3 separate regions of the Homo sapiens genome follow, and regions 1 and 2 are each linked to region 3. A link is an interaction called in ENCODE POLR2A ChIA-PET data of the cell type or tissue named here. Cell type or tissue: OCI-LY7. All regions are shown on one strand.

Evidence for each region. Peaks named below come from ENCODE experiments on the same cell type or tissue, not always from the same donor. Only the 100,000 strongest peaks of a DNase experiment are listed, where the experiment ranks them.
Region 1: POLR2A ChIA-PET joins it to region 3 with 5 read pairs; 3 of 35 experiments call an interaction of 5 or more read pairs at or near these places.
Region 2: POLR2A ChIA-PET joins it to region 3 with 5 read pairs; 2 of 35 experiments call an interaction of 5 or more read pairs at or near these places.

The regions. Positions count from the first base shown.
Region 1 is chr11:47,685,631-47,688,130 of GRCh38, forward strand. It overlaps AGBL2 (AGBL carboxypeptidase 2), which reads right to left. Exons shown (of 19, transcript NM_024783.4): 11 at 263-419. Among named protein-coding and RNA genes, the nearest start is that of AGBL2, 28 kb to the right of the region's middle. In OCI-LY7, no CTCF peak of the experiment used is centred here; no DNase peak of the experiment used is centred here.
Region 2 is chr11:48,183,988-48,186,487 of GRCh38, forward strand. No RefSeq gene overlaps it. Among named protein-coding and RNA genes, the nearest start is that of OR4B1, 32 kb to the right of the region's middle. In OCI-LY7, a CTCF peak has its summit at 640 (motif pointing right); no DNase peak of the experiment used is centred here.
Region 3 is chr11:47,879,107-47,881,606 of GRCh38, forward strand. No RefSeq gene overlaps it. Among named protein-coding and RNA genes, the nearest start is that of NUP160, 32 kb to the left of the region's middle. RefSeq lists an enhancer at 210-379. In OCI-LY7, no CTCF peak of the experiment used is centred here; a DNase peak (open chromatin) is centred at 965.

The sequences.
Region 1 (2,500 bases), 190 kb before region 3:
AGGCTGGTCTCGAACTCCTGACCTCAGGTAATCTGCTTGCCTTGGCCCCCCAAAGTGCTGGGATTACAGGTGTGAGCCACTGTGCCTGGCCCCACAGCAATTCTTAAAACCACGCTTTTCTAAATTCTTGAAGTCTAGGTTGCTCGGATTTACCAAAGATAATAAAAAGAGATACAAAATGCCAAATAAAACACTACATATAGGAAGCAGTGAGTTCCCATGTCCCTAACTCAATGGAGAGAAAATTACATTATGTGCTTACCTTATCTGGTGCATTTTTGCATAACATTAAAGGAAAGACTCGTTCATGAAGCCAGTATTTGCGATTGTTGTTATTACAGCCATACAGGAAGATATTATTCTTACGACTGTGGCCATGGAAATCACAATACAACAGAACCTCTCTTTCTTCAAGAAGTCTATTGAGGGGGCAAACAAAGGACTCAGTGGACACCCAAATGCATACAAATAATTAAGGATCATTTGGTATCTCTTCCTTAAATACAGCTGTTAATACTTTCCCTCCTAAGAAAATCTCAACTCCATTGGCCTTCAATGGACCCTATCTCCATTCTCAGCCACTGCAGAAAACATGTCATCAGCTTGCCTTGCCAGTCAGAAGGACTTGAAATGGAAAATTTCTTTTTTTCTTTTTTGAGACAGGGTCTTGCCCTGTTGCTCAGGCTGGAGTGTAGTGGCCTGACCATGGCTCACTGTAGCCTTGACCTCCTGGGCTCAAGTCATCCGCCCACCTCAGCCTCCTAAGTAGTTGGGACTACAGGCACACACCAATACACCCAGCTATTTTTGTTTCTGGTTTTTTTTTTTTTTTTTTTTTTGTAGAGGCAGGGTGATAGAGTTTGGGTATTTGTCTCTGCCCAAATCTCAGGTTGAGATATAATCCCTAGTGTTGGAGGTGGCGTCTAGCGAGAGGTATTTGGATAGTGGGGGTGGATCCCTCATGAGTGGCTTGGGCCATCCCCTGGTGATACATGAGCTCTCACTCTGACTTTGCACAAGATCTGGTTGTTTAAAAATGTGTGACACTGGCCGGGCACGGTGGCTCATGCCTATAATCCCAGCACTTTGGTAGGCTGAGGTGGGTGGATCACCTGAGGTTAGGAGTTCGAGACCAGCCTGACCAACCTGGTGAACCCCATCTCTACTAAAAATACAAAATTAGCTAGGTGTTGTGGTGCATACCTGTAATGCCAGCTACTTGGCAGGCTGAGGCAGGAGAATCACTTGAACACAGGAGGTGGAGGTTGCAGTAAACCGAGATTGCGCCATTGCATTCTAGCCTGGGCATCAAGAGTGAAACTCTATCTCAAAAAAAAAAAAAAAAAAAATGGTGGGGGGAGGGGGGAGGGATAGCATTAGGAGATATACCTAATGCTAAATGATGACTTAATGGGTGCAGCACACCAGCATGGCACATGTATACATATGTAACTAAGCTGCACATTGTGCACATGTACCCTGAAACTTAAAGTATAATAATAATAAAAAAATAAATAAATAAATAATAAAAAAAAATAAAGTTTAGTTAGATCTTCCTACATGCTGTCTGCAATTCAGAAGGGTGCCTGGTGCACACAGGTAATGATACAGTAAGTTAATCCTTTAATTAATTAAATCCAGGCCCATTAACACCAGAACTGGGCTTTGACTGAACAGATAAAATATTTGACTTAATATCAACAGAGGGGACAGTATTATATGTTTTGTCCTACAAAAATATAGCTCTCTACTAAAAATGAAAAAGAACCCCACTTATACTAGAAATGATGGAAAAACATTCCCGTTATCAATTATTCATTGAAACTAAAGAATATTTAGTTTGGCTGCTAGCACAGTGCCTGGCACACAGTAAATATTCAATAAATGTATGTGAAATTGAAAAAAAAAAATGAACTCCGTCTCAAAAAAAAAAAAGTGTGGCACCTCCCCTACACTTATTCTCTCTCTCCTACTCCTGCTTTCGCCATATGATGTGCCTGCTCCCTCTTTGCCTTCTGCCATGATTGTACGCTTCCTGAGGGCTCCCTAGAAGTTGAGCAGATGCTAGCACCATGCTTCTTGTAAAGCTGCAGAACTATGAGCCAATTAAACCTCTTTTCTTTATAAATTACCCAGTCTAAGGTATTTCTTTCTTTCTTTTTTCTTTTCTTTCTTTCTTTTTTTTTTTTTTTGTTAAGACACAGTCTCACTCTGTCACCTAGGCTGGAGTGCAGTGGCGTGATCTCGGCTCACTGCAACCTCTGCCTCCCAGGTTCAAGCAATTCTAGTGCTTCAGCCTCCTGAGTAGCTGGGATTACAGGCGTGCACCACCATGCCAGGCTAATTTTTGTATTTTTAGTAGAGACGGGGTTTCACCATGTTGGCTAGGCAGGTCTCAAACTCCTGACCTCAAGTGATCTGCCTGCTTCAGCCTCCCAAAGTGCTGGGATTACAGACATGAGCCACCACGCCTGGCCAGATATTTCTTTATAGCAATGCA
Region 2 (2,500 bases), 300 kb after region 3:
TATTTTGTCTTTCTTCTTTTTTTTTTTTTTGAGATGGAGTCTCACTCTGTTGCCCAGGCTGGAGTTGAGTGGCACAATCTTGGCTCACTGCAACCTCTGCCTCCTGGGTTCAAGCGATCCTCCTGCCTCAGCCTCCTGGGTAGCTGCGATTACAAGAATGTGCCACCAAGCCCAGCTAATTTTTGTAGTTTTAGTAGAGACAGGGTTTCACCATATTGGCCAGGCTGGTCTTAAACCTGGCGGATCAAGAGATCCGCCAACCTCGGCCTCTCAAAATGCTGGGATTACCGGTGTGAGCTACCGCGCCTGGCCTGTCTTCATTATTCTCTCATCTCCTATATCTTCCAAATAAGCAATATTCTACTGTGTTTAGGTAGACCTTTTTTGGGTACATTGCAAATAATGTTTTATATGATAAGCAATGCTACAGTGTCTTTGTATACATCACTCTTGGGCCATTTGCAATATTACTTTAGGAGAGGTAACCAGGACAATTGCTGGCTCACTGGAATGCACATTACATTTTCAAGAAGGAGGCCAAGTTGTCCTGCTAGAAAGCTAAACAACTCAGTTTTTTACATTAGGATAGGTCATGGCAGCAGATGGTCCAGAAAACTCCAAGGGCTTAATCAACATCAGGTGGCAGTGCTGAGTAGTGTCAGGTTGGTGGGTGGCTCTTGTCATTCAGGAATATCAACTAAGGCCTCTGCATTATCTGCACCCAGGCAGTGGAAGAGGAAGGGCTTGGAGTGTGTGCACATAAAGCTTTTATGGTCAGGCCTGCATGTGGCTCACATCACTTCTTATGTTCTATTGGAGAGAACTTATTTACCTGCACTCCTGACTGCATTAGTGGCCAGCAATGTTGTCTAGCTGCGTGCCTAAATGAGGGGGATAGTGACCTTTGGTGGACAATTAGTGGTCTCTGCCCCAGTTATTAACTTACAGGCTGTCTTTGACCATTTTTGTTACTATAAAGAAATACCTGTGGCTGAATAATGTGGACTAAACTCTGATTTTTTTTTTTTTTTTTTATCTCGCCCAAATTCCTTTCTAAGGGGTCTGGGGAGTGATGCCCTACAAACCACAAATTCTCATCAGACGGATTTTATTTAACCCTATAGATTATGACTTACTTTCCAATTTGACTCTGGCATAACATTACGTGACAAAGAACAAAGCCAAAATATTTTCCAAAACATGTTTCTTTGGCTTGTTTTGAAATGGTCCTGCGAAGCTGTCCTTTGTGGGGGAAAATGTGCATCTATAAAGAATCTCTAATAACATAGCTAGATCTTTTTCTTCCATGCCCTCCCAATTCTGAATAGATTAAGTAAGAGTTTATCATCTTTTTTTCTTTTTTTAAATTTTATTATTATTATACTCTAAGTTTTATGGTACATGTGCACAATGTGCAGGTTTGTTACTTATGTATACATGTGCCATACTGGTGTGCTGCACCCATCAACTCGTCATTTAGCATTAGGTATATCTCCTAATGCTATCCCTTCCCCCTCTCCCCACCCCACAACAGTCCCCGGTGTGTGATGTTCCCCTTCCTGTGTCCATGTGTTCTCATTGTTCAATTCCCATCTATGACTGAGAACATGTGGTGTTTGGTTTTCTGTCCTTGCAATAGTTTGCTGAGAATGATGGTTTCCAGCTTCATCCACGTCACTACAAAGGACATGAACACATCATCATTTTTTTTTTTGCTTTGTGATATATTTTCTTTCTTTTTTTTTCAGTGTTTCCATTTCTTTTTATTTATTTATTTATTTATTATTATTGTACTTTAAGTTTTAGGGTACATGTGCACAATGTGCAGGTTAGTTACATATGTATACATGTGCCATGCTGGTGCGCTGCACCCACTAACTCGTCATCTGGCATTAGGTATATCTCCCAATGCTATCCCTCCCCCCTCCCCCCACCCCACCACAGTCCCCAGAGTGTGAAGTTCCGCTTCCCATGTCCATGTGTTCTCATTGTTCAATTCCCACCTATGAGTGAGAATATGCGGTGTTTGGTTTTTTGTTCTTGCGATAGTTTACTGAGAATGATGATTTCCAATTTCATCCATGTCCCTACAAAGGACATGAACTCATCAATTTTTATGGCTGCATAGTATTCCATGGTGTATATGTGCCACATTTTCTTAATCCAGTCTATCATTGTTGGACATTTGGGTTGGTTCCAAGTCTTTGCTATTGTGAATAATGCCACAATAAACATACGTGTGCATGTGTCTTTATAGCAGCATGATTTATAATCCTTTGGGTATATACCCAGTAATGGGATGGCTGGGTCAAATGGTATTTCTAGTTCTAGATCCCTGAGGAATCACCACACTGACTTCCACAATGGTTGAACTAGTTTACAGTCCCACCAACAATGTAAAAGTGTTCCTGTTTCTCCACATCCTCTCGAGCACCTGTTGTTTCCTGACTTTTTAACGATCGCCATTCTAACTGGTGTGAGATGGTATCTCATTGTGGTT
Region 3 (2,500 bases):
CCTAATTTTTTTTTTTAATCTATTTTTTTTTTTTTGTAGAGACAGGGTCTCTCTATGTTTCCCAGGCTGGTCTCAAATAATCCTCCTGCCTCAGCCTCCCGAAGAGCTGGGATTACAGGTGTGAGCCACAGTGCCCAGCCAAGAAATATTGTTTATTGAAGGTTTGCTATGCTCTCACTTTGTGTGAAGTGCCAAGGTTAGAGCAGAGAACCGACAGAAGTGGTTCCTGACCTCATGGAGCTGACAGTCCAGCAGAGGAGAGACAGGTTTGACAAACAATGATTCAGCTCCACTTTCGATGAGTTCTCTGAGAGAGTGGTGGAGGGTGAAGGGAGTGTGTTATAGTAAGACAACACCGAAAGAGGGGAAGGGAGGAGGGATCAGAGGGGGCGTCTTGGAGGAAGTGACACTTGACGGATTACGATTTGGTGTCCCCTGTGCCTCCACCTTCAGGGAGCAATGCCCTGGTTCTGGTGACATGGGCACTCAGGGTCCCCATGGCAGTTCCTTCTCATTGAGTGTCACCTCCGTCATTTGGCTTCAAGAACTGGAATATGCAAATGGCAGTCAGTTATGTGTGATCAAATGACACTGGCTACATGCTCAAGAACGAATTTAGCATCTACCACCAGCGTTCCCACAGTACTCCCAAATAACTTCTGTATCCTCCCCACCTCCAGACACACATGTATACACACACACAACCTCACACACATTCTCAAACCAGCCTGTCAGTCTACCTCACTCTCCTCTTCAGTTTCAGCTTCCACTGGTCTAGGTCCCTGGCCCATGAAGCCAGCTGATGGAGCCTCATGGTGGCCAAAGTTGAAGGGACTCAATGTGGGGACACCGAAGTGTGTGCCCAGGCCATCTCTCCAGCCTTCTAAAACCACCTGCCTTGGGGAGAGGAAGTGGGGAGAATGTCATCTGCTCTGTTTGTACTCCAGAGCAGCTCTGCTTGTGCCCCCACAAAGTCTCTCATCCAAGTTTTCTGTCAACTTTCTGTTCACAGAGTTTCACTTCCAGTTCAAGGGCTAGATGGGGAGTTGACATATGACCTTGGGCAAATTACTTACCTTCCTTGTGTTGCAATTTTCTCATCTGTAAATGAGGATAACAAAAGTACCTACTTCAGTTTAAGTGAAAAAAATTCATGTAAGTGTTTAACATAGTGACTAGCACATATTAGGTGCCCAGTAAATGTTAGCTCTTATTATTACTTTCATCATTATGATTATTTACTGGAGAATTTGGCTACATTAAATGTCTGAGCTCCAGCTCAGCTAGCCAAAGTCTACAGTTCAAAGTCTACTGTTATAACTGTAATCCCAGCACTTTGGGAGGCTGAGGCAGGTGGATCACTTGAGGTCAGGAGTTCAAGACCAGCCTGGCCAACATGGTGAAACCCTGTCTCTACTAAAAATACAAAAATTAGCCAAGTGTGATGGTGCACACCTGTAATCCCAGCTATAAGGGAGGCTGAGGCATGAGAATAGCTGGAACCCAGGAGGCAGAGGTTGCAGTGAGCCAAGATTGTGCCACCACTCTACTCCAGCCTGGGTGACACAGCAAGAGTCTGTCTCAAAAAACAAAACAAAACAAACAAACAAACAAACAAAAAAACAAAGTCTACTGTTAAATAAATTGGCATTCCAGTTTCATCCAATCGGGTTTATGAGCTTAGCTAATGTGTGTCTGCCCCTAAGAGCTAAAGCTGCCCTGGGGCCTCCCAGTCTCTTCCTTAGCCAGGCAGTGTGGTTCTGAGTACCAGAAAGCTCCTGAGGAAAACCCTCTGCCAAAATGGAACACCAAGGGAAAAGGATAAAAGCAACAATTTTGGACCAGGCTGGCATGAACTGTGATCCCAGTCTGCCATACTTATTTTTTTATTCTAAAATAACAGAGATAACATACACAATGGGCTTTCTAACTTGCCACTTTTCCCTTATCTTTTTTCCCTTTGTGAACCTAAAACATCATGTTCTTTCATGCAGTCTTTCAAAAAGAAGGAAAGAAAAAAAAAAGAAAACAACAACAACAAAAAAAATCCTTGGACATTCCAGTTCTCTGCTGGCCCAGAGAAGAACAGACTATCTGATATTTCAGCTGGAAGGCAGGGTGGCAGATTCTTTCCAATGGGGTGGCGACTTCCTCCTTACTTTCAGAACACACCCCTTCCCAAAAATACGCCCTCTTGGGCAAGTAGCACAAAGGGAGCAGACCCGGCTCTGGGCGTCAGCAAATGCCCACATCCCTTCCTTTTCCTTTTATACCCAGTGGCCTGGGAATGGCACAAGAGCTTGGGGAATTTGCCCCACCAGTCTGTGTGTGGCGTGGTCAGGCCCGGGAGTGGCCTCTCTCTCATCTCTTACCCTCTTGATCCATCTTCCAAAACAACTGCTAGAAGTAATTTTCCTGAAACCCAAATCGGATCATTATTTCATTCCACCTGCTTATGCTTGTTAACTTGTCATGGCCTTTTGTGCCCCCCAAAAGGGTT